Linked DNA regions of Homo sapiens: region 1 is linked to region 2. Evidence: read pairs that join two places in POLR2A ChIA-PET (ENCODE). Cell type or tissue: OCI-LY7. All regions are shown on one strand. Links, peaks and the distances in the headings refer to the core of each region. The heading gives the core; the rest is flanking DNA. Region 1 has its middle 14 kb from the start of OR9A2. Region 2 overlaps CASP2 (caspase 2).

The links. Peaks named below come from ENCODE experiments on the same cell type or tissue, not always from the same donor. Only the 100,000 strongest peaks of a DNase experiment are listed, where the experiment ranks them.
Region 1: POLR2A ChIA-PET joins it to region 2 with 11 read pairs; 3 of 35 experiments call an interaction of 5 or more read pairs at or near these places.

The regions. Positions count from the first base shown.
Region 1 is chr7:143,010,655-143,016,034 of GRCh38, reverse strand. No RefSeq gene overlaps it. Among named protein-coding and RNA genes, the nearest start is that of OR9A2, 14 kb to the left of the region's middle. In OCI-LY7, for the core only: no CTCF peak of the experiment used is centred there; DNase peaks (open chromatin) are centred at 744 and 2,324; H3K4me3 peaks cover 2,244 bases; H3K27ac peaks cover 2,612 bases.
Region 2 is chr7:143,306,222-143,311,601 of GRCh38, reverse strand. It overlaps CASP2 (caspase 2), which reads right to left. Exons shown (of 11, transcript NM_032982.4): 11 at 3,906-5,380. Among named protein-coding and RNA genes, the nearest start is that of CLCN1, 7.2 kb to the left of the region's middle. In OCI-LY7, for the core only: no CTCF peak of the experiment used is centred there; no DNase peak of the experiment used is centred there.

The DNA of each region.
Region 1 (5,380 bases), core at 97-5,096, 300 kb after region 2:
TCATTATTTCCAGTATGCCTGGACCATGTGGTCTTGGTAAAACAATTTGTTTGCAACTTTTTCTCCTGAATTTATTTTTTATTGTTCTGAAGGCCATGAACCTGCACGGTTCAAAACTGTTTTGAACAGTTTTCCACAAAATCACCCATACATACATACATATACCCTTTTTCCCTAGATTTACTGGCAATTTCTTTCATATGGTTAACACTAAATACCATTCTTAGAGAAATGACCAGATTTTAAATTTGTTTTCTCTTCTTCACCATTACATAAATACTTGGATGCTCTTTTCCAGAATTAGGGTAAAGGGGATAAAGCTTTTTTCTTTAACTTTTATTTTTGCCTCCTGTTCACTTTTTGAGAATGGGATGTTAGCAGCAGTCCTGAGGACAACAAAAACTTATAATTTAATGAGAATTAACCAGGGATCTAACCCTATACATGCAAACACACAATTTATCTATAGCTTTGACATTTCCTTGATGTTGGGATCTTCTGTCCAGTTGCTTAAGCCAAATCCGTTTGTGTATTAGACTTTTCTCTCCCTAAATATCAAAAAGTTCTGTCTTCTCTTAGGTGACTTTTTGGAACATGTCATGGAATTGGGAGCTGTTGATGCTTCTCTGCCCCACACTCACACTCTAACACCCACCCCCCTGCTACTGTGAGAATTGTCTTCTAAAAATGCTTACAACCTCCCCTTCAGGGAATCACAGTAGGCTGAACAGAAACCACCTCATGCAAATTTATACTCTACCCCTCCCCAAAAAATCCCCACAGCCCGAGGCAGACTGCCTGACAGAGAGATACAAAAAGCCATTCCACTGGTTTCATCACAAGATCACCTCTATGGAGGTCCTATGGGATGTGGCTGAAACCATATCCCGGGTTAGCTCTCTGCCCTTGGCTTATCCTGCTTGCCTTCCTCCCTTTTCCCAGACAGCATTTCTACCATATGTCACTTCCACAGGAATCCCTGTCTCAGGCTCCGCTCCTAGGGAGCCCAATCCAAGTCTCTTGGAAGTGGTTCTAAAAGCAGACAATCTGGAGGTGGGTCACTTGCTGGCAGATGTCAGAGAGAACTGCATCAGCGGAGGTACTGATAGACCCCAGAGCAATGAGATGATGGAGTGAATGCAGTTGTTAAGATTTTCTCCTCTTTGCACCAGTATTTGAAAGGTTCAAGGAAAACAGTAACTATAAGGACTGTGGAATTCAGTCAATGTTTGCTAAGTGCCCCAACATTGTTGAGGAGAGAAAATGACACGCTCAGCTCTACTTAAAGGTATGAGAGTCAGAAAGCTTCTTTGGCAGCAATTAAAGAGACACTCCCTGCAGTCAAAGGGCTGACAAAGTGAAGAGAAGACTCAGAATTGAACTGTAAAAGTAACAGAATTTCAAAGAAGATTCATTCAGTCTAACCAAATCTCCTGTAGCAAAGACTGGCTCATGATAGGGAATGAGTGGGACTCAGTCTTGGTGTAAAGATTTCTAGATAAATGCAGTTGAGAACTTTGAACACCCAGATTTCTCTGAACTCCCTTGGGCTGCAGAAATATCTCATTCCCTTATTGGAAGATATGGCACCCTCTCTTACTTTAGGAATATGCAAAGAGTTCAAATAAAGTTGGTGCCTTACGAGACGATGCTTGTCTTCCTCAGAAACTGCTCCCTCCTCTTCTCCTTCTACCCGATTCATACACAGGGTTAAATATCAACATAAGCTGGGGAAGATCTGAGGCTGCTCACAGAAAAGAGATTTTGTACCCCAGAGCTCCTGCAAGAATGGGCCAATGTGCACTAGCAGGTACTAGGAGAGATGCCTGTGGGTGGATCCAGAGGCCAGTGGATCCAGGGGGTGACTGGAAGATAAAGCTGGATAAGGAAGAGTTTGTTAACATGAAGCCACTCTCCCATCATGCAGGATTTAATACGCTGGCAAGGAGCTTGGAAAATGAGTCAAATATATGCTATTTGCTGACTCATGGAAGCTTGGAAAAAGTAACATCCTTCATTAAATTAAGCGGAGATGCCAAAAATTGCCTTGGAAGACGATAAAGGAAAGGATCAAAAGGCTTAGAAGAGTGGAAATGCTATAATGGATCTACTATGTAAGACCGAAAAGCCTATCGGCTGATCATGTTCCCAAGGAGACCTGGAGGACACTCTGCCTAGCAAGATGATTAAAAAGAATGTGCTGTAAAAGAAAGTATTAGCTGGGGTGGATTATGTTAGGAGCTGCTGTTACAGAACTGAGTTCTCTAGTAGCAAGGGGACATGGATAACTAGAACAGCAGAGGCCAGGTGGCAGTGCTTAACTGTCAGATGCAAAGCGGGTGGACTTACCCTATTGGGCAGAAAGGTTGAACTGGTAGATAGGAGCAGGCTGAATTGCAGGGATCTTTGGAGATGGCTCACAGAACATAGTGTTCTTGAGGCAGGCTGTGTGGGCAGCTAACAAGAGTTCTGCTGAATATACATAACTGAAAGAGATCAAGAATGTAGAAGAAAAAGGCTAAGGACAGTCACCCCACTGGAAAGTCAGGATCCTTTGCCAAATCTCCAGATTTGAGCTAGTCCACAGACCCACGATCTATCAAACGAAAAGGAATCTGAGGCACCAGAGGTAGGGCCCTGCGACACCATGACAAGTATGTCTAGTAGCAGTTCCCCGATTTTTCCCCTACAGCCATCTACATGAGTAACCATCACTGGAGACAGAGGAATATTCAGATATGTCGAGGGCTGTGGTATAGAGTAATATGTGAGTTAAAACTTATTCCCAGAGATCCAAAGCACCATGAATGGGCCTCTTATTAGAGAAATCTACAGGAGTCAGGTAAGGAATGAAGTGCTGATCCAGACGTATCTCACAGTCGTTCCCTCTTTTTTTTGAGACTGAGTCTCACTCTGTCACCCAGGCTGGAGTTCAATGGCATGATCTCGGCTCACTGCAACCTCTGCCTCCTGGATTCAAGCTATTCTCCTGCCTCAGTCTCCTGAGTAGCTGGGATTATAGGCACCCACCACCATGACCGGCTACTTTTTGTATTTTTAGTAAAGACAGGGTTTTACCATGTTGGCCAGGCTGGTCTCGAACTCCTGACCTCAGGTGTTCCACCCACCGTGGCCTCTCAAAGTGCTGGGATTACAGGCATGAGCCACTGCGCCTGGCCTCGTTCCTTCATTTTTTACTTCTTTTCTTCTCCCTTTTCCCCTTTTTACTTTTCTCTTTTCCCCTTCACTTCCACCCCCCATTCTCCCTCTCCTTCTTCCTCTCTCTCTCTCACACACACACGCACACACGCACATACACACTCTGAATGAATACTCATTCAGCATCAGGCCTTATGCTAGGCACTGAGAACTCAGAGATGAAATCCAGCTCATCCATCCAAGAGCTCAGTACAGTGACGGAGAGGGACGAGTCAGTGAACAGCACATGGTCACAAGCACCCCACAGAGGAGTGTGCAGGGGAGCATGGCAGCACAGAGGAGGAACAGCCAACTGGGCCTGGAGGGGGAAATAAGTAACTTAGATAGATATCTACTCATAACTCTCTCCATCTTCCTCATCTCTCCAATTTCCCACTCCAATTTATATCAACACATCATACATTTATTTTAACTCAAGGGAAAAATTATAAAGATAATCCATATAAAGAAGATACTGGCCAATTTATATCATTAGACAAGTCAATCTTTCTAATTAGATGGGGGAGCAAAAGAAGGGTGGATCCCCTGTGGGGGGTATGTTTTATTTCATGTTTGAAAGAAAAGTAAGTATCATCAGGCAGAAAATCTTGGGTCCCCTGCGTCTTACACCCGTTTTCAGCTGGGACTTGGCCCCGCTCAGCGTTAATCTCTTGGCATGCATTTCTAGTCACGTTAAATAGACATTTCATAGAAGACTCAGCTGATGTTAAGTCAACCATGAGGACATTCAGAAAGCGATCTTACAAGCAAGAACTCCCCGCTCAGGAGTTGGGATTTCAGAAGGTAACCAGCTTCTGCCAGGTTATTTTCTTTCTTTCTCACGGATGAGCTACTTTCCTGAAGCCTCCCAGAACACTTTAAAATTTGATCAGAAAACTACTCTGGAGAGGCTATAAGTGCAGAAGAGTAGCTTTCTCAGAGGCCCAGATTCTTTCCCCTGAATTTCGTCTCATCATTGGAAAACAATTCGTGGAAAAACATGGAATTTACAGCCAGACTTAGGCCCAAGTCTCAGCTCTACCCATTCTGAGTTGTATGAGCTTAGGTCAGGTATCCACTCCTGTGACTATGAGAGGGACCACTTCTTAGGAGATGAAGAACATAAAAAATACAGGAGCAGGTTCACATCTGGCCATAAGGAGCAGGTTCACATTTAAGGAGCAAGTTCACATCCGGCCATAAGGAGGAGGTTCACATTTAAAGGAGCAGGTTCACATCTGGCCATAAGGAGCAGGTTCACGTTTAAGGAGCAGGTTCACATTTAAGGAGCAGGTTCACATCCGGCCATAAAGAGGAGGTTCACATTTAAAGGAGCAGGATCACATCTGGCCATAAGGAGCAGGTTCACATTTAAGGAGCAGGTTCACATTTAAGGAGCAGGTTCACATCCGGCCATAAGGAGGAGGTTCACATTTAAAGGAGCAGGTTCACATCTGGCCATAAGGAGCAGGTTCACATTTAAGGAGCAGGTTCACATTTAAGGAGCAGGTTCACATCCGGCCATAAAGAGGAGGTTCACATTTAAGGAGCAGGTTCACATCCGGCCATAAGGAGGAGGTTCACATTTAAAGGAGCAGGTTCACATCTGGCCATAAGCTTCAGAGGTGGAAGAGCCATCTGAGATCATCTACACTTTTCTTTGATCTTTGGATTTCTTTTTTCTTTGAATTTGGACAATAAATCATTGGTTACATGGTTAGTCATGTCCGTGCTAGGAATTGAGCTTGGGTCTGCTGAATGACAAAACAGAAGGTAGACTAGGGAGGAAACAGTGCAAGGGAAAGAACACACATATCTATTCTTTTTTTTTTCTTTGAGTTGGAGTCTCGCCCTGTTGCCCAGGCTGGAGTGCAGTGGTGCAATCTCGGCTCACCACAACCTCCGCCTCCTGGGTTCAAGTGATTCTCCTGCCTCAACCTCCCAAGTAGCTGGGAATACAGGCATGCACCACTGCACCCGGCTAATTTTTATGTTGTTAGTAGAGACGGGGTTTCACCACGTTGGCCAGACTGGTCTCGAACTCCTGACCTCGTGATCCACCTGCCTCAGCCTCCCAAAGTGCTGGGATACAGGTGTGAGCCACTGCGCCCAACCAAGAAAACATATATGGATTATTTTCCCTTCCCTTACGCCTTTTCCTATTATATATATATGATCCATA
Region 2 (5,380 bases), core at 289-5,288:
CCCGGCCTCTTTTGGGGTTTTAAATAGATCATCCTAGGGTCCATTATACAAAAAGTTTAAAAGCCCATAGGCTTATAGAATTGCTATTTGAAGGAAAATCGTAAAAAGTTGCCATGCAAGATACATGGAGGAGAAGTTTTGTGTTGGGTATAGGTGAAAGAATTTTCTTTCTGGGTTACACCCTTGTTTTCAGACTCTCACGTCTTCCAGTCTGGCCTCCCCAGCATAGTGGGCAGTAAAACCCTTATGTTCTTTAAAGGTGTTTTCAGTCATCACTTTCCCTCTGCATATCCAGGCAGCCATGGAACCCGTGGCCACCTACTTTCTGAAATTTCAGCTAAGCTACAACTTCCTCTGAAGACACTTTGTATTGTATGCCACTGGCGGTCATGTCTCCTCTCCTCTTTATTGTGGCTTGCCTCCTTATTCTTTTTTATTTTTTTTTTTTGAGACGGAGTCTCGCTCTGTCGCCCAGGCTGGAGTGCAGTGGCGCGATCTCGGCTCACTGCAAGCTCCGCCTCCCGGGTTCACGCCATTCTCCTGCCTCAGCCTCCGGAGTAGCTGGGACTACAGGCGCCCGCCACCACGCCCAGCTAATTTTTTGTATGTTTTAGTAGAGATGGGGTTTCACCGTGTTAGTCAGGATGGTCTAGATCTCCTGACCTCATGATCCGCCCGCCTCGGACTCCCAAAGTGCTGGGATTACAGGCGTGAGCCACCACGCCCAGCCAGCCTCCTTATTCTTTAAGCATCCTTAGTCCTTTCCCATCCCCTGCACGTCAGGCTTTCCCTGTAGTATTCGACAGGTCTCCTTCTCCCCCTTCTGGCTTTTCAAACATGATACATTTTCCCCCAAACTCCTACCTAATTAGGACTTAAGATGGAATAAGGTTTGGGTCTCAGTTTCATTCCCACAGCCCAATGGGAGGAATCTTACAGCCCAAAAAAAGGAAGAAAAAAATCCTTCATGCCAGAATAAGTCACAGAAGCAAGGCTGTTAGCATACGCTCAAACTGACAGCTTTGGTTTCACATCCTGACCTCAGTTTCCTCAGAAAGGAAGTAACTAGAGGGTTAAGAAGATAAAATAACACATGCAAAAAAACATGCTATAGGCTGGGTGCGGTGGCTCACACCTGTAATCTCAGCACTTTGGGAGGCCAAGGTGGGTGGATAACGAGGTCAAGAGATTGAGACCATCCTGGCCAACATGGTGAAATCCCGTCTGTGCTTAAAATACAAAAATTAGCTGGGCGTGGTGGCGTGCGCCTGTAATCCCAGCTACTCGGGAGGCTGAGGTAGGAGAATCACTTGAACCCGGGAGACGGAGATTGCAGTGAGCCGAGATCACACCACTGCACTCCAGCCTCACGACAGAGTGAGACCCCATCTCAAAACAAAACAAAAATGTGCTATAGTGTTTGATTCATAGTAAGAACTGTTCACTCATATTAAACTGAAGCTCATTCTGTGAGTTAACATTTATCAAGCATTTTTTATGCATTAACACCATGTGATTTACATGCATCATCACATTTAATCCTCATAGGGACATTGGAAGGTAGACACAATTTTCCTCATTTTCAAATAAGGGAAATTGGGGCTGTGTTAGCTACCTTGATCAAGGTCTCCAATATCTTCAAAGGCAGAGCCGGCATTCAAAATCAGATCTACTGAATTCTAGAGTCCATACCGTTAAAGCTACATTTGTGGCCAGGCGCGGTGGCTCACTCACGCCTATAATCCCAGCACTTTGGGAGGCTGAGGTGGGTGAATCACCTGAGCTCAGGAGTTCAAGACCAGCCTGGGCAACATGGTGAAATCCCATCTCTACTAAAAATACAAAAATTAGCTGGGTGTGGTGGCGTGTGCCTGTAATCACAGCTACTCGGGAGGCTGAGACAGGAGAATCGCTTGAACCTGGGAGGCAGACGTTGCAGTGAGCTGAGATCACGCCATTGTACTCCAGCCTGGGCAACAACAGCAAAATTGTTTCAAAAACAAAAGGGAAAATGACTCCTTCACAGAAGCATGGGGAAGATGAAATGGAAAGCTCCTCTCAATGCCTACAACATACCAAGGACTCAAACAGTTGTAGCTATTATTAATGTCTTCCTCCTTCTCAGATTAGACGTCTTTCCTCTTGTGTTGTGTGTGTGTTTTTTTTTTTTTTTTTTTAAAGATGGGGGTCTCACTATGTTGCCTAGGCTGGTTTTCAACTCCTGGGCTCAAGCAATCCTCTCTCCTTAGCCTCTTGAGTAGCTGGTACTATACGTATGTGTTACTGTGCCTGGCCTCATTCTTTATTTTTTAGAGACGGGGTTTTGCCATTTTGCCCAGGCTGGTCCCAAACTCTTGAGCCCAGGTGATCCACCTGCCTCAGCTTCCCAAAGTGCTGGGATTACAGGCATGAGCCACTGCGCCCGGCCAGTCTGGCACCATTCTTAATATCACAGCTTTGGTTGGGTGTGGTGGCTCATGTCTGTGATCCCAGTACTCTGGGAGGCCGAGGTAGGAGGATCACTTGAACCCAGATGTTTGAAACCAGTGTGAACAACATAGTGAGACCTCATCTCTATTTTATAGAATAAAATTTTAAAAATTAAAAAAAAATCAGCTTTGGTCTGATATTACAGTTTTTCCTTCTTCCTGTTTTCCTTTTCCCTATTAGAGGAAACAGGATGGAGGAGGGCAGCAGAGGGCAGCCCCCAGCTCTGGGAGGGGAATAATTTTAGAAGAGAATCCTCTGGCAGAGGTAAGCAGAAGGGAGCAGAGCTGTGAAATTCAACCTCATACCCTTATTCAAGGGCAAGGGGGTTGGGGGGCGGGGAGGACATGGAATCCAGTTCAGAGATACTGCTCTGTAATTCTCAAACATATCACACCACTGAAAATGCTTCCTATCCTGAAAATGGGTATTTATCTTACTTCCACTATTTCCATAATTTCTTCGCCTGTCCTAGATTTTGTATCCTTCCCTTGAGGCTATCCCATGGTTGTTTTTCTTGCAGTACAACCAACCAGTTTCAGTCCATTTTTCATGCCCTTTTGTCTCCAGTGTTCTGTACCAAATTCTGCTCTATCTGCCGAGGTGCTTCAGCTCACCTCAATCCCCTTCTGCTCTTCCTAGACTGCCATACCCTTCTCTGTATGACTCAACAATATTTCCAGCTCCCACAGCTGTTTCCTACCAAACAAAAAAGTTTTGTTTCTGGTTTGTTATAGGTGGCTCATACCTATAATCCTAGCACTTTGGGAGGCCGAAGCGGGCTGATCACTTGAGGCCAGGAGTTAGAGACCAGCCTGGCCAACATGGTGAAATCCCGTATTTAAAAAAAAAAGTTTTGTTTCCTACCAAAACTTCTGTACAAAGTTCCTACAGAACATTCCATCTCTTGCCAAATTCCATGGCCCATCTGCACCTGCACTTACCTCTCAGGCATATCCTTTAGATACAATGCACCCCCAAAATATCCCAACTTACACAAATTCATTGCTTTGATCTCTTCTATGCTGCACTAGAATTCTCTTACAATCTATGCCCACTCTAGAAGACCTTAAATGCAACCAGGTAAGAAATGGAATTTTACTATCTTCACTCTCCCATCCTTCTATTCCAGCCCAATCTGTTATGGCAGCCTACATCTCATAGTCTAAATAATCAAGAACCAGCACTGTTTGCTAATAACTTCCATTTCATCTGTGAGAAATCCCAGGACTACGCAAACTGAGATGGGCCCACACCTGCATATATTTACAGGATCACAGCAGCAAAATAAGAAGGGTTTTCAGGTCTGGGTATGCCTTGTGAGGTGGTAAGGAATGCTGCAGTGTAAGGGGCTAAGGAAACGAAATCTGTGGGCTTCAGAGGACTGAGTATCTACAGAAACAGATATTGAGCACACATCAGTAATAAATATGAGCATTTATTTGGCACCCGATGGCAATACAAAATCCTGGCAGTGGGAGTGGAAAGGTTCTCTCTCTCAAATACTTCCATACTATGTCGACCCAAAGGCAGGACTTGGCAGCAAGGCTCACAAACCACCCAAACAAATATTTATTGAGCACCTTGACTACTACAGGCCTAGCATTTTGCTAGGGACCATGGGAGATGTGAAGGAAGTTATCTCACACATGATATGTCTTCAAGGAGCTAAAAATGCCAGTGGATAAAAGCAAAACACATGGAAAAACAAAGTACAAATAATAATCCGTGTATATTGTCAAAAGGAACATTTTATCAAAAGGTAGGATTGTAGCTAAGGTTGGCTTGCCTTCTTCCCTCTTTTATTCAACAAACATTTAATGAAGGCCCACTATGTGCCAAGCACTTGGTACATGATGGTGAATAAAACAAACAAGGTTTCTGCCCTCATTTACAGCCTGGTAGGGGAGACAGAAATGAACAAGTAAAAGTAGCATATATATAAACTGCAATAAATGCAATGAGGGGAAAAGACAAGATGTGGTGACAGACACAGAAGTAGACTGCTCAGGGACTGAAGGGCCCGGGAATTGTCAAGACTTGAGGAAGAAGGACACCACCTGAGTCAAGAGTGGTGGGGGTGGAGAGCTGAGAAGGCCCAGGAAAAGGGCAGGAAAGAGCACAAAATTAGAAGCTGAGAGGAGACCACTCGGGCTGGAGCTTAGCAAGAAATCACCATTTAATGAGGTTCAAGGGGAAGGCAAGAACCAGTTCTCATAAACCAAGGTGAAGAGTTTACATTTTAAATGAGGGGTAATAGAAAGCAGAAGGGTTCTAAGCAGGGGGGTGATCAGATTTATATTTAAACAACCAAATCCTGGCCAGGTGTGGTGGCTCATGCCTGTAAGCCCAGCTATTTGAGAGGCTGAGGCGGGAAGATGGCTTGAGGCCAGGAGTTCGAGACCAGTCTGAGAAACATAGTGAGAACTCACCTTAAAAAACAAAAAACAGCAAACAACCAAAAAAAATTAAAAACCAAAACTACTCTGTTATGTGAGAACAGACTGGAGGAAGAAAGAATGGAAGTTTTTTTTTTTTTTTTTTTAAAAAAAGGTCTTGCCCGGGCGCAGTGGCTCACGCCTGTAATCCCAACACTTTGGGAGGCTGAGGTGGGTGGATCATGAGGTCAGGAGATCAAGACCATCCCGGCTAACATGGTGAAACCCTGTCTCTACTAAAAATACAAAAAAATTAGCCGGGCACGGTGGCGGGCACCTGTAGTCCCAGCTACTTGGAAGGCTGAGGCAGGAGAATGGCGTGAACCCGGGAGTTGGAGCTTGCAGTGAGCTGAGATCGTGCCACTGCCCTCCAGCCTGGGCGACAGAGCGAGACTCTGTCTCAAAAAAAAAAAAAAAAAAAAAAAAAGTCTTAAAGAACAGGGAAGTTGGGAAGT